2 separate regions of the Mus musculus genome follow, and region 2 is linked to region 1. Evidence: chromatin loops called from intact Hi-C (ENCODE). Cell type or tissue: gastrocnemius. All regions are shown on one strand.

Evidence for each region. Peaks named below come from ENCODE experiments on the same cell type or tissue, not always from the same donor. Only the 100,000 strongest peaks of a DNase experiment are listed, where the experiment ranks them.
Region 2: a loop joins it to region 1, with 2.3 times the contacts of the local background. A loop is called at or near these places in 2 of 42 quality-filtered maps.

The regions. Positions count from the first base shown.
Region 1 is chr15:56,042,150-56,050,149 of GRCm38, forward strand. No RefSeq gene overlaps it. Among named protein-coding and RNA genes, the nearest start is that of Gm46516, 120 kb to the left of the region's middle. In gastrocnemius, a CTCF peak has its summit at 4,926 (motif pointing left); a DNase peak (open chromatin) is centred at 4,920; H3K4me3 peaks cover 471 bases; H3K27ac peaks cover 343 bases.
Region 2 is chr15:55,920,929-55,928,928 of GRCm38, forward strand. It overlaps Gm46516 (a long non-coding RNA gene), which reads left to right and starts at 2,476. Exons shown (of 4, transcript XR_001781696.1): 1 at 2,476-2,592. In gastrocnemius, no CTCF peak of the experiment used is centred here; no DNase peak of the experiment used is centred here.

The DNA of each region.
Region 1 (8,000 bases):
ATTATGGAGGACCTACCACATGTAAAGATACTCTACTTGTTTTAGTATTAACCTTGCGATTTCCATATTGCTAGCTTCTTTCAGAAGTGAATCAATTAGAGGCACAAAGAACTTAAAAACTATGTCCAATACTAGACTTCAGCTTGCAACACATATGAACTCTCTTCTCTTATTTCTCCCTCTCCCTATAGCTCCCATACAGTCTGGAGTATGTGCCTTGCATCTAATCCTCTTCCCTTTCCCTGGCACATTGCAGACAGTAAATTCAAATATGTCGACTGAGTAAAACTTTAGTTTCTTGGCTTATTTGCCAAAAGTTTTGTTTTGAAAGAACAAATATCAGGATTCTAGACCATGGATAATGTCAGACCCTCCATGGTCAAGCAGGCCTTCTGCTGCCCAACTTACAGTGCAACAATGACCCTGGGGCAAATTTGCTGGGTCTGTTTGGTCTAGAAGCTTAGACACTATACAATAAAACCTCTCTTAACAAGGCCACTCAAGAACAGGATATTCTGATGACTAAGGCAGAAAAAGAAAGGTCTTTTGTTTTGAGTCATTTGGAAAGTCTGTTTTGCCTAAGTCAGAACTGTGCAATGAATATGATTTTTGTCTCCAGCCACAGTGACAGTGATTCTCCTGTCTTTGTGAATGCAAGGATGTTAAGGCTTTATTCCAATGTAATTATTGTGGAAAGGAACCTCTTGGAAGAGATTGGGTTAAAAGGATTCTGGACTAAGCCAGGATCCGGGATGCTCATTTTAAGATGAGAGCACAGAAGGGCTTTATTTCTGTCTCCAGAGTAGACTTTTTCTCTTTAAAAAAATAAAGGAAAAGGGAGGGAGGAATAGGTGGATATAACCACAAAGTACATTGTCTACCTGTATGAAAATTTAAAGAATAAATAAAAATATTAATTAAAAACAACAATCCACACACACATAAATAAAAGGAATATTAATGAAAAATTCTAATTAAAGTCTTAAGGCTTCCTTCAAACCTCAATTTAATTTCTGTTCTAAATAGACTAATGATTTTTGGCTTAATTAAAACTACATTTGCTCTGTTTGATTTAGTGCATGTAGCTTTTCATGGGTCTACAGAACAAGGAAAGGGAAATAAGAGGCCCTGTGATAGGAGGAGGTGGGGGAGAGTGGATTGTTCTATATCTTTCACAGCAAGCCTTTGGTGAATTTATCGTGGTACCAGGGCTGGAAGTTTGCTGCGACAGAAGGGGACGTGATGTGATTTTTAGCAATGAGATGATCTTTCTTCCAAAAATAGATCCACCTGCTTATGAATGCCTGGCATTCCTGTAACTTGGGACACAGTCAGAAAGACCAGTTGTTTTCTCTGATACCCTTCCCACAGGCTGGCTGAGGCTCAACATTCCAGCCTTGAACTTTGGCTAAGTTTTACTTCACAGTCTACCTTAAGGCATGTGTGTCCTTTCCACATCTAGCTCCCAGATATTCTAACTACAGTTGATATTACCTCGACATTTTCAACAGAGGTAACATGAGAGGAGAATTTAAATTTTGCCCATTCCTTTCTCAACTTATGACGCTGGTCAAGTCCTTAACTGCATATGCAGTAGCTTGCTTCTATAGTAAATGTTAGTAATAACGTTTACTCGAGTTGGCAGGGCTCCGAGGAGGTTTTAATCAAGAAAATATAGAGCAATAATTAGCAACCTGATCGTCAACCAAGGTGAAAGTAGTTAAAACACTGTAACATCCACATAGTGGCACAGAGTATAGCTGTGGAAGGAGAAAGGACTTTTCTATATTTAGTGACGTGAGTATAGCATCCAGGACGTGAAGCAGCAAATGTAAGATGTATAGCAATGTATAAATGTTTATAGTGTGATATAGCTTAGACTTAGAAAGGAGAACATACAAGTATATACATTTATTTATACTAGTAGGGTAAATCACAAATTCTTTAAAAATTGGTTACACGTCATGAGATGGAAAGAATATGAAATCTGGGATATGAAAGAAATAGATTTCTTTCTCTCTCTCTCTCTGTGTGTGTGTGTGTGTGTGTGTGTGTGCACACACATGTATGTGCAGATCACCTGGAGCTGGGTTTTTAGGTGTTTGTGTGCTGCTCAATATGTACCAGAAATCAAACTCAGGCCTTCCGGAAGAGGATCAAGCAATCTATACCACTGAGTCACCTCTCCAGCTCTTTACCTTAACTTAGGCAACTTCTTAACTAACCCAAGTAAAAGAGAAAACAGCATAGCAGAGCCTGCTAGTCTCTGAAACCTTACTAGATATAAATTCTATTTTACAATAATCACCAAAATTGCTTTGAATGTCTTTCAGATACAAATCTCCAAATAAGCAAATAAGATTGTACATCTTGTCTAGGGAGACTGACTCTGATTCTAAGAATACAAAGAGGTTCAAGGCTTGTTTTGTTTTGCTTGGTTTTAGATTGAGTTATGTTGGCTAGTTACCAGTGACAACAGTTACATAATTATTAGGACTAGTGTTGCCATTTAGATTGGGATAAAAATGACGAAGTAATTAAATTAGCATTTTTAGAGGATGAGATTCCTAGAATAAATAAATAACATTAAAGTAAAAAAAATGAGTTTAATGAGTTTAAAAATTCACTAATCTTTATTTCTACTGAAAAGAGGTGGCATGAGTCTATATATAGCATGCGCTATTCTTTATAAAAATTACACATTTCCTCAGTATGTCTTTTGGGGAAACCAGTAAGTGTGTCTGTTCTGAGAGAAAGAAACTCTGGGTTCTGGGAACATGAAGTCTATATTTTGTTTCTGTCTGAAAGGAATCAGGTTCCTTGGAAAAGTGATAGATTCTATAGGTGGGGCAGAAAATATTTGTGATGAATGTGAAATCATGATCAGAATATGTGTTAACCTCAAGAAGCCCCACTGGCTCGAGATGGAGAGAAGAAGCCCCAACATTTAATGCACCAAATATGGAAAATGGGAAAGAGCAAAGGTCCTTGGGAGGGTGTTGGGCAGCAACCTACTCTTTGGAAAAAAAAAAAAAATAAAGAGTAGAGCATTTATCGTACCGCTTATTTGTTTTTCTTTTGTTTTATATCACTCAATTGAGGAGGGGGAAACTCTTCCTTCAAATTCTTCTGGCTAACAGATTTTGCAGGAACGACATAGAATGTCTCCACTTTGCTAATTCTAAAGGATGCTGGACCTAGACAATGATCATCCATGGACCACTAACTAATGAGTGACAGGAACCCTGACCATGGAGGCTTATCAGATGAACATTTTCCCTGCTCACTGATCAGTTCTAACATCAGCAAGTGGGGAGAGCTGGAATCATGGGAGTCCTGAGACAAATACAACTGAAACGGGGTCAGATCCTCCCTACACAGAGAATAAACTCTGTACTCTAATCACACGTTTGTATTAATTGTGCATGGTCACAGAAGAATAAATTATTTGACAGTATAGCATCAGTGCACCTATTATTTGAAACGTTCTATGGCCCAAAATTTCCATTTTCTTTTCAGGACAGAGGAACACGTGCATGGCAGAAGGCCAAGGGGAAGTACTATGAACCCCCAAGGACAGGGGAGACTGACACCAATGAGCTCAGTGGATCCTGAGCTGAACAGTCCAGAGGGAAAAGTGCATTTTGGAGGACACTCGGGTCCATTTGAAAGATGGCTTGCTTATCAGATTGTATACCATGATTATTAAATGTATTTTGCGTGATAGTGAGCGAGCTCTGAACTCTGGTCTACTAACAACACACAATGGCAGGCCTAGAGTTAAAGAGACACAGTATCTGGGCTAAGCTTATTACAAACACAAAACGATACATGAAACAAGGTAGGTCTGATTCAGACTGGGCTTTTCGGTTCCTATAGAGCATTCTTTGAGGGGTCACTTGAGGTGAGAAAACAGAATTTGGGTAAAATGAATGCAAAAATAATAAAAGGGAAGCTATGCTTAGCAGCATTGTCTTTGACGGGTAGCTATTTTGGCTAATATTAGATTATACTCAAAAGTACCAGAAATACCCCTATTGCCCACGTCAAGATAAGGACTTCATTGTCAAGGCCTACCAGTTCCTTGAAGAACTTCCTTCTGCTTCAGAAACCATCTTGATTACTGATGAAGAAGACAGGGCAGTGGGGTTTGTGTCTCTGCTTCTGTGGCAGCTGTGTTATCATGTCCTTTCTGTTCTCATTAGTCAACCAGAGCCGACTATTGGTCAAGAGAACTCTACCCAGCTCAGTGGAAGTTGGTTCCTTTAGGACAACCCACTGTTTTTTCCTTTTTCCTTTTATTTTTCTTCTTCTCCCAGGAAAGTCTTCAGATATTTTATCTAGTTCAAATCTCATCAATGGGAATCCCCCTTTCTTCCCTTTTGTGCGTTATCCTTGAGTTTATGTAAGGTGAGCAATTTTAAGTCCTCCTGAATGAAGCAATCTGGGCTAAAGTTAGAAAAAAAATATGAGAGAGAGAGAGAGGGGGGGGGGGTGGGGGGAGAGGGAGAGGGGGGGAAGGGAGGGGGAGGGGGAGAGGGATCGTATTGTCCAAGGCGCCTTCAAATATGCTCGCACAAACCACGTGACACAGACTCTTTGCTCCAGTAGGTTTTTATCCTTCTTGTATCATTAGAACAATCAAACTCTAGTGTTAGACCGACAGAAGATGGCAATGTATTAGTATTTCCTCACACTCTGCCTAGAGGGAATTTTGACCCCAGAAAGCAGTTCTCTGGCAGGAAACAGTGGGAGAAGACATGAAGTGAGACAATAGAGAGGATTTTCCAGGCTGTTTATCTACCCACCACCATGTTTTCCTGGGCACAGATCTGAGCCCTTAAAACCAAAACAACCTAGACTGAAAAGGTAACACAAAACATTCCCCGCGGCCATGGCTACGCAGTCCCTTGGTATTGCTGCCATCTATTGGCACCAGGTGGTAACACCGGACAAAGTGAAGCCCTAGGGTGTTTGGTGTTTGTTTCCCTGAATACCAATGGTCCCACAGGTAGAACAGACTTACTTCAGAGAGGGCGGATCATATGATAAGACTTTAGTGGTGAAAATATATGTATGTGATATATATTCTTGAGAAGGGCTGTGCGTTTGTGCTATCTTAACGTGCCCCCAAAGGGCTCCTACCAGCTGAAGAGACTAAACAGGGTAGGATTAATACCCACGAAAGCCAGTGGAATAACCTTCGCAGTTCTTCTGTGTTACAGCAGAGAATCCCATGGCCCTTTGCGGCAGGTTTTAGAGGATGGTAAAGATTTGTCCCATCTGAACGATTACTGTAAGTGTTGGGTTGTACTAAACTCATCATTATTTGAGGAAAGTGGTCTTTATTCAGTTTCTGTCTGTGTACCCAGTGGCTCAAAGTCTCTAAGCCATAGGGATTTTCTTGATCTTAGGACAGAGTCATGAGAACCTCTGGGTAAAGTGTTAGGACTATCACCCTACAGTGCATTTTCCCACTCTTCTGGATTCAGGCCAACAGTTAACGTTAATTTTTAATGAAATGACCTAACATATTTTAAAACAATTACAACTTCTTTGATTAGTAGGCAGCTACAGCTTGTGCTTCTTGGCTGTCCTACCTGAGCTTGGCTACCACTCTCCGGGGGGACTCCCCAGGTTTAGTATGTGGCTTGCCTGTGTCATGACACTGGAGACTCCTGCCACAGTTCAGGAGGTATACTGGGGGACATAGAAGCTACTTCAGAAGGAGGGGAGTCATTTAGGCCTTCTGTCTCCATGTCTCCGTTGTAGTTTATGTATATTCATTTAAGAAGCTTTTATGGATGAAATGACCTAGCATTAATTAAACTTATCTTTACAAACAAGATGAGGCGATTCTAATTGAAAAATTTGCTGATTCAACAGAATAAGTAATTACTAAAACCTTGTACCTAAAAATGAAATCAAAGTACAAATAATAGATGATATCAAGGAAGATGGAGAAGAAAGTTCAGAAAAGTCCACACTACTGTAGGTCCTGGTCAGTTTCTGGATAAGGAAAGAAATCCAGGTTAAATCAGGTGAGTCTGTGGGCCTCCTTAGAGATTATAGGGAATCCCCAGGACAACTAGCTGCAGCCTCAGATGATAAGATACACTCACCGTTAATTGTTGAATGAATATACCTTTATTCCAGAAAAAGTCCACTTATATGTTCACTGTAAAAGACATATCCAAGTCGCAAAACAGTACGGTTAGTTTCTGTAAAATGGCCTGAGTAAAAAACACACCAAGAAATTAATATTAAAACTAAAGATAATTTAGCATTATTAACATTAGGTAAAAAAATGAAATAATAAACTAAAATCTGAGAAGTTTGACCCTGGTAAATGCTGACAAAGTAAAAGTATGTAATACTCAGGGGTATTTTACAAATTTAATAATGTAGCTTTGCAAAGAAGAAAGCAAGAGCCCAGTACTACAAAGGACAAATTCATAATTCTACTCTCATTATAAGATATTTTAAGAAATTTACCTCAATACATTTTAAAAAGACAGTGATCAACAATTAAAAAGAAAAAAAACGAGATTTATACACACAATTAACACACAGAACCCAATACTTTCTAAGCATTCTTTACAAGCTTATAAAAATGGATTTCGTAAGGCCCAGTAATTGATAACAGGAAGATTAAGATCTTTGACCACAGTAGAATAATTAGAACATAAAAATAAGCAGGTGGCTCCCCAGACCTACACTTTCCAGAATAGGTACTTTTCAGGAGAGCGGAGTTTGGGTGGTAATCCAAGCAGTCTAGGAATCAGGCCAGTGACAGCATAGCCACTAACTTCACCCTAAGCTGCATGAAGCCATGTGCCTGACCAGGCCGTCTCATGGTGAGGGAGGGCATTTGCTTTTAGCTTAATGGTCCCTTGTGACAGAAAGAGTGCCATCCATCAGAGGTGCCGATCAGGTACCAGAGGCTCGTCTGTGGACTATGAGCCTCCGTGATCAGACTGCAGAGGTGTGGCCAAAGTTGGTATCATACATTCTGGCCAGTGGAAAAACAATAGGCAAAAAGTACCCCATTAGAGAGGAGCTGGATTTGAGCATGAGTTTCATTAATAGCTCAATTATAGAGTTAGGACTTCTCATTCAGAATGACCTTGGCTTTTTTGTTCACTCATTGGGTAGGGAAGTCCTATAATCATTTCCCTGAAAACATCATCAAGTGGAGAGGAAGTGATTAAGGAACTATTTATAGAATCTCAGCAGTCTCTGGGATTTGAAGTTAGCTACCAACTTTATAGCCTTTGTTAGCAAGAGGAAGCTAAAAGATCTGAGAGTGGACATTGATCCGAGGGTTGGCAGTGCAATGCATTTGGTTGTCCTTAATCTTATATTGAGATTCCCCTTCCTCATTTTTTTTTTTTTTTGAGGGAGAGCAGCAAGTAGATTATCCTGGTTACTAGGCAAAAATGCAGGACTGTCATGAGTCGGGATTGAGGACAGAGGCGAGAAGGAAGCCTGGGACTGGGAGGTTAGGTTATAGCTATTTATTCATAAGTAGTAACAAGTAGCAAAATGGGATCACATTCTTTCACACACACACTTCACTAACCTCCTGTCTGGCCCAATGTCATAGATGGTGGCACATCAGGTAAGATTTGCAAGATAGTGGACGTCTGGGTAGGTTGATCTCAGCATGATGGCATCTCCATGGGACTCTGGGAGTGAGTGAATTGGGATGGCTAGACTGGGGTTTTTAAGCTACTTTTATCCAATCATAATTAAGGCGTTCACACATTACTTCATCTTTATTGAACTCATACACCCACCAAACTCTAGTTTTGGTTTCCAAGCTTACATTCACCCACGGCTTCTTTATCTTATTCCTTACTGGGGCCAAGCTAGGACTTTAGTAAAAAGGAATCCTGTGATCTGGGGTTTGTGTACATCTGAGTGCAATAAGGACTGGAAAACATCTTTCAAATATTAGATCTCAATTTCCCAATACCCCCAAAACCCACCCCTGGAAG
Region 2 (8,000 bases), 120 kb before region 1:
TAAACTACCTTGGAGCTTTGCCATTCAATTTTGGTTGAGTCCTAACTAGAGACGCTATGCCTCCCTTTACCAGAGAAACTAAGGTGAGCACCATGATAAATTCCTCAGACTTTGGGTACTAGACTGAAATGGTGACAGATCTGCACAGCTGCAATGTCAGATGCCTGATGGGTAGCACTGCTGGGCTTCCTTAAGTAGTGTTGACTTTCAGGGAAGCCAGGAGTCAGTCAGAGTTGTAGATTTCATTCAAATTTAAAAAAAACAAATTTATATAATATCATCTGTTCCTATAAATAAAGCGGAGATTCGTGCAAACAAAAATGACTCTGTAGAATTAAAGTTAATTAAATAAATTCCAGAAGCGTGTTCCTGCTACCCCCACCAACGGTTTACATTCCCAAATGAAACACACACACACACACACACACACACACACACACACACACTCACAACCTTTATATTTTGATATACCTAAAACAGCTCAATGGCTGGGCTACTTCTAACATCCATGTGGCTAACCCACCTTCCTCCAATAGTCCTGAGTTGTTACTACTTTCTGTATTCTACTTTGGCTGCCCTGGAACCAGTTGGGCAGCCCTCTTGGGCTGCATTCTCCCAGCTCTTACATGGCAGCTATGCTCTCTGTCTTGCTCCTTCTAAGGTGTGGTATCTCTTTCCCTCCACCTTTCCCTGCAAGGTCGATCTCCTCCTCTTTCTTCTCTGTCCATATCCCGGGAATCCTGAAACTCCTGCCTCTGTCTGCCCTGCCCAGGCATTGACTGCTGGAACCTTTATTTACCAATTAGAACCAACTGAGTGCAGGTTCCTGAAAGCTCATGCAAATAGTTTTTTTTTGCGGGGAAATGTAATTAGCATTCACAATACAATCAGCTACAAAATAATATCATCTATCCCTATAAATAAAGCCAAGGATATTCAAACAAACAAACAAAAAGACTCCTGAAGGCAGTTTGGTTGTTAGGCGATGGTTTACTTATAAATACAAATAACTGAATTACTATCTTGATTTCAGCAGGTAGAATATAGGGTACGTGACTCTAGCTCTATGACCCAATTTCATGTTCTGATTGGACAAAATTATTGAGCTTTAAGGGCGACTCACCCTCCTCACACAATTAGTGCCCCCAAAACTATGGTCTTTGGAGCTAGCTAGCTGGCTCTTTTTTCCTTCTCCATGTCAACCTACACCATGATCAGACATTTGATAGAAGTAAAATGGTTAGACAAAGTAGCTCTGATATACTAGGTTCTCTATCAGGAAAGCTCTCTGTATCTTTCCAAGTTCCAGTTGTCAGGAGTTGAGTACTTCCACAGGCCAGTAGCAAAAGCAAATGAAATAAATGAACATGACGTCATTAAACAGCTTCAAATATGGGACGTGTGTGGACACAAAGCTTAGTCTTCCTAGAGTCTCCAAGGACTTTTGCATTCTCTGTGCTTTTTTATTCCCTATAATGTGGTCAATCCAGAGAATAACATTTCAAGGTAAGTGCCTAGACCTTGTGCACCATAAATGCCTGTGCTATTGTGGTTATTTCATTTGGCCATGGAGGGTTGATTGGCATTACTATGCAGTGTAGAGTCTATATAACCATGGCTTGGAAAGTTAAGACTAACACTCTGTCATCACTTGGTCATCTCTGAGAGAATAAGAAGGTGCAACTATTTCAAGACTTTCAACCCTTATAATGCTCTAGATTTGGGAAGTTTAGCCTTCTTCTTTCTTCCCTTCCTGCATGAGACTAAGATGTCCAAATCATCTAGCCTTTCTCCGTGGTACTGTGAATTTATATCATGTCACTGATGGAAGATGCCCTCATTTCATGCAAAATATGATGACTTTGGCCATTGGCCCTCATAGCATTCTAGATAAGTGGGTCAGATGTTGGCAAGTAGAAGCTTGGTAGGATTTTACCATGTTTATCATAATGCAAGGTTTTATTTTTTTAAAATCAAACATGAGTATCTGAAAAATCACTGCCTTTGATGATGCTGAATCAATTCAAGTTTTAATTCTGATTTAGTTTTGTCTCTCCTACCCTTGACCTCGGTGTTACGTAAACATTCCAATAATTTCAGTAACTGTTATTGACTAATAGGTAAGCATCCTGTGCTAGATGCTTTTATGAGATTAAAAAGAACCATAGAGCTCCGTTTCTGTTCTCAGGGGCTGTATAATTTGGATTTTATAAGAAAAGAATTATGTACAACTACCAGAGAGTAGAAGTAAAAGTAAGAATAATAGGTCTCGGAGCCTGTGTCAAACACAGAACTCGGCCCTGTGCTTCCATGATTTAATCCTCGTAACCACTCTCTGAGGCAATGTGGTTATTCACTCTATGCTGGGGGAAATTATTGAGTAACTTGCCCAAGGTCACAGCTTGCTAATGACGGAGCTGGAATTCAACCTTACTTCTGCCAGATGTCAAAGTCCTATAGTTTCCCTGCACCACTCTGACTCACTAAGCATACACAGGGGCCTACTGTGGTGGGAACTAAGCCCCTAAACATCGAGAAAATAAGCAAGTGCGGAATCCATACAAGGGCAGGACCAGAGAAGTGAGCAGTTGAGTAAGAAATGGTTGGCTTGCATTGGTGCAGACTGGCAGGTGGTAAGGAGGGTGGGCTAGTTGGGTGTGGCCTGGGAAATGACACACAGATTGGTTAATGCTGTGGAAAACCAATGCACCCTCAGAGGTTCAGCATCTTATGCAGCTGCACACATGCTGACCAGCATGCCTGGATGTTCTGGGAGCTAGATTTAGAACTGGGTTTCTTTGTTCAGAAAGATAATTTATTGCTTTTGCCATGTTCCTTGGATGCCTGTTCTCTGTTACTCCCTGGGATGAACAAAAATCAAGGGCTTGCAGCATCTGTGGGAGGAGAGGAAAGGGCGTCTCTGCATGTTAGTGGTGTTAAACATACTTGTTTCATAACATAGTTCTTTGCACATGTTCTTGAAAGAGCAATCAGAATGTTGTCACAACTAAATCATGATCCAAGGATTTTTCTTGATGGATGTATTTTAGAAAATTGAGAAATCTTACCAAAAAAAAAAAAAATAGTCTAATTTACCTTCTAGATTCTTTTGGGAAAAGAAATCAATCAGATATAGCCAGTGCAGTATCTTTAGTTCCTAGAAAGACAATGCTTGTTTGCGGTTCAGAATTGGGCTAAGTAAAAACTTCCTTCATTCTCACAATGACTTCAGGGTGGACGAGTGACTGGTATCCCCCCACTTAACACTAGAAAGCTGAGGCACAGGAGAGGCATAGAAGCAAAACTTAGTTATCAGGGAGCCTTTAATGCTTTTGTGAATACATTAAATGGACATGATAATGAATTCATCACAATATTTTCCTACTATGCTTGATAACCTCTTATTCCTAATTAGCCCTCCTTCAACTTTTATGTCTCGCCCCCCCCCCCAACCTCCACTGTGTGTGTATGTGACTCACACACAATGGGCTTCATTAGGGTTGTTTACGGGAATGTGGGTGGGAGTTTGTTTACAAGAGTGTGTACACTTTGCTGGTTGCTACACCACTGGGGAAAAATATCTCTACTTTTCCTATCAACTTTTAATCTGCTATAGGTGTAGAGACCTGTATGCTCCTCCTGCTTCCATGGCAGGGTGTTGATAGACCTGATCTTGTGCAGTTCTTATAGCTGCTGCAAGTTCAAGTGTGCTACAGCCATGGCTGTGCCTGGAAGTTAGCATTGCAGGTCCCCCCTCCCCCAACACATACACTTCTAATAGCTCTTATGTGCTTTCCACCTGGGGAATGCTCGCTGAGCCTAGAAGAGGGTGCTATAGGTATCCCAGTGGCTAGAAGTTCTACTGCCGTTTATTTGACTAATGATAAGCGTCCGTAGTCACCACAGGCCACTGCAGAAAGACTTCTCTGAGCAAAGCTGATAGCGGTATTCTACGTGCATAAATATAGCTCTTTAGAGAGCATCTCGACAGGGACTTCATGATTGGAACCAGGTGGTATGGCCCTAAAGTGCATGCTTTTATCAAGAATGTTGATTTCTTCTTTTTCAGCTGGATCTGACCTGCTCTTTTGTATGTGGTCAGTGTCAGCCTTTGAAACTGGCCCAGGAATTCTTTGTTACTCTTTGCAAAGTAATGTGGAGGTTGATGTTTGCTTGTACTCCCAGAGACAGAACCTAAAGGGAAAGTTTCATTGTTCTATTATAAATTGATCTTAGAGGTGCCCCATGAAAATCAGGAAAGAGAGAGAGAACAGAAATAGAGCCTGTTTGTTCATATATAGATTTATATATAGAGATAATGAATAATGCAAATACTTATTACACACACACACACACACACACACACACACACACACACACACACACAGGGAAGTTTAGGAAAAGATACTGGCCCAGACCCTAGGTAACATACATAGGTGGATAAAATAAACGTTTCAACTGGGTATAGTTATCTTGCTACTCAGAAAGCCGAGGAAGGAAGATAAGTTGAAGGCCTTCCTGGGCTGAATAACAGTTTCAAGGACCAACTTGTATAGTTTAATAAGGTCCTATCTGGAAATAAAAATAGAGGCCTGAAGACATCCACAGCAGGAGAATCACTGGATTCAATCTTTAGTACTGCAGACAAAAAACATAGCTATTGCTACACATATGAATGTTACCTCTGAATAATAGTCACAGAGCTGCTGCACTACTTGATGGTTGATGTGTTAAAAGTTATAAAGTATTTACTGACACACTGTTTCATCTGCCTTTCATAGTAACTCCAACAATTACAAAACATAGGACCCTCCTCGGCTTCACACACTGGAAATGCAAGGTCAGAGATTTAAACCCAGTCTGACATTACTGGGTGGTGGATCACTCCACCTGCTCTGTCATTTCTTCCACATAGAAGAGTTGCATTTTAGCCTGGGAGGGGTTGACAAGAGTCTTGGAAAATAGCTAGCCAGAGTTAGATGTGTGCACAAGGTGTGGTATCAGTTGAGATCTGACTAGAGCACATTGTGTTGTTGGAGGGCATGGGTCTCTGGTGGAGTCTCATATCAGTGGAGGCAATCTATGATCAATAGCCCTGCTTTATCTGGACAACTTGGCCACAAAAAGCAGGGCTGTTGCTAGATGTGTATGCTAACATATATCCACCTGATTCTCTGCTATATCTCCTTAGAACACCCATTAGGAGCTAGGGCACACACTAGCCTTGATGCCAGCAGAATGGTTCATATTAGAAATGGTTCATGTCAGAAGGGAAATGGATAGCAGTAGGAGGTAAGGCAGGCCAGGGCACAGCAATCGAGAATCCTCAAACAAATGGCAAGATTCAAATATTGAAAGACATAAACCAAAAATATCCCACTGAAAAAGAAATAAAAGGCCTGATAAATTTCCATATGGGTCTCAGCTTCACTCATACCCAAATTAAAACAATAAAGCATTATTTTAAATATCCCTGGGAAGTGTGGTAAGTAACACCTAATCCTGCAGGTCGTGTGGAGAGATCCACTGACATTGTCATTCCTACCCGTGGACCACACACGAGAGAGCTTGTCAGCAACATCTGTAATGCAAATACACTTTGACCTTGCCATTCTATTTTGGGGAATTTTTATGATAGATGTACTCACACAAGTGCACAAAGATAGTAGGCAAGAAACTTCTTTGCAATTTTTTTTATAGTAATAAAAGACTGGAAAAATGTATGTGTCGATGCGTAGGGAAGATCAGACAAAATTGTTTTAAAGAAATAAAATCATGAACACCTCTCCTATAACAGTAATTATGTGTCCTATCAAGTATGTCACATAATAGTAAAATAACATTCAGCAAATGTCAATATTTCGTAAATAATATTTAGCAAAAACTAAGCAGATGAAGATATAGATGCAGTATGAAACGTTTTTCATAAAATAATCGACGATGTATGCATTTATATATGTCGAGGCAGGTCTATTTGTTTGCTTCTATTTGTCTGTTCACATATGGAATATAGGAGGATTGCACATGGAGTTAACTATGGTGTGCGAAGGACACTGGGGTTTTTACTTTCTTGACTTAGAACTTGACCTTTTTAAATAGTGAAAATGCCAGGTTGCTACTTGAGGCGTGGTTCCTGAGGCACTGACCCCCTTTTTTTTGAGATGCTCTCTTACTGGCCTAGAATTCACCGATCACTCTGGTTGGCTAGTGAGTCCAGGGACTTACCTGCCTGTGCCTTCTTACTGATGCGATCACTCACATGGACTGCCATGCCCAGTTTTGTTTTATTTAAAATATGGGCTATGAGGATTCAATTCAGGGAACACTTTCCTGACTGAGCTATCTCCTAAAGCCCTATAATATTTAATAAGTGAGTCAAATAAACAAAACAACCCAAATATTAGCAAGTTCTATTAACATGAAATTCTAAGTATCAAGAATACTGGCCATACTAAGTTAAGTAAACAAAAACTTAATACTAGGAAGTGTTGCCAACATTAAATCAAATTCTAAGTATCAGTGGTACTGGTAATACTCTTAAAAATTACTAGCCTACGCTTAGATGGCCTTTATTAGTGTTAAACAATTTGAATTCATGTCCATACAGTAAGTCATTTAATTCTGAAAGTAACTGTGGGGGAGTCACTGTTTACCTGACCACCTTAGTTTTACAGTGGTGACACAGAGGTGAACGTATTCCAAGACACATAGCTTGTTGTGCTTGTGCAGGTGTGAATGATGAAAACCCATGATTCATGCTCTTGGCCTCTGTCCTACCTCATCTTCAAAGGTGAGATAGAAGCCTGCAAAGTCAGAACGGAGGTGAGAACTGATTTGGTCCTGACAGCGAAGAGGCAGTAAATTGCCATCACAGTTTTGGACATTTGTGGTTACACACTTACCAGCCATAGCACTACCAGCCAGGACATAGCTGATGGTTTCCTGAACTGAACTTCCTCAAAGGGAAGAAAGACAATAATTTTCTTCACATCAGTTTAGTTAACCTCAGTCAAGAACTATATAATAGGAACCAAATAAAATAATACTTTAAATAAGATAAATGCTTATATTTTTTGATCATGTCAAAAAAGTCTAGGGATAATAAAGAGCTAAATAGGATTGCATGAAATCGTGGATCAATTTTTCTTCCACCTCTTCATCTACTCTTCTGCATGGCCTGCATCTCCATGACTGAGGCAGCCATTGGAGCTCTGGACATAGAAACCTTCTTTCAAAGAGACCATGGCAAAGAGCGTTTATATACTGCTTAAGCTAGGCATGATGATACAAACTGCTAGTCTCAAAAGGCAGAGGTGTTGCATCATAAGTTCAAGGCTACTCTTGGCTGTGTTATAAGGCTAGCTAGGCTACATGAAGCCATGTCCTAAAACAATGAAAGATGCTCAGTGGGCATCCCCATACCAGACCCTTTTAGGTACCACTGTTCAGAAGTTAGCCAGTTACTCACAGCAATGGACATTTGAAGGTAAGGAAGCTAGGAAATTCAGCCTTTAGACACTCATTGGCCTGGATAATGATTTAATGTTCCATTACTAAGAACACAGGCTTTAAAGTATGCAACTAGCAGTTTTCCAAAAACATTATCCAATGGGATAGGGGTGGTGGGTTGAAAAGAAAGGACCTCTCATTCTAAAGACTTGCAAGGCTAAAGGTCATTTTCCTTGTGGCTTTGATCTAAGTAGTTGACAAAGGAAATTTGAGGACTGTGGGTGCCTCAGTGTCCAAGGCAGATACTCAGATGCTCATCAGGTGTAAAAGACTCTAAGAGAAGATGGAGAAAAATTCTCAGGAAACCAGCACACTTGTCACCATTTTTGCCACAGTCAGATGTAAATGCTGATGATCTTGTTAGAGCTTGTGTACAGGAAGGCTTGTACAACATCATTTCTGCAGGAGCTGCAGAAGTCTCACATTTACAACAAAAGAATATTCTAGCACTCACCATACAGTAAACAGCTGAAGTATCAGCTTGTGAAGTC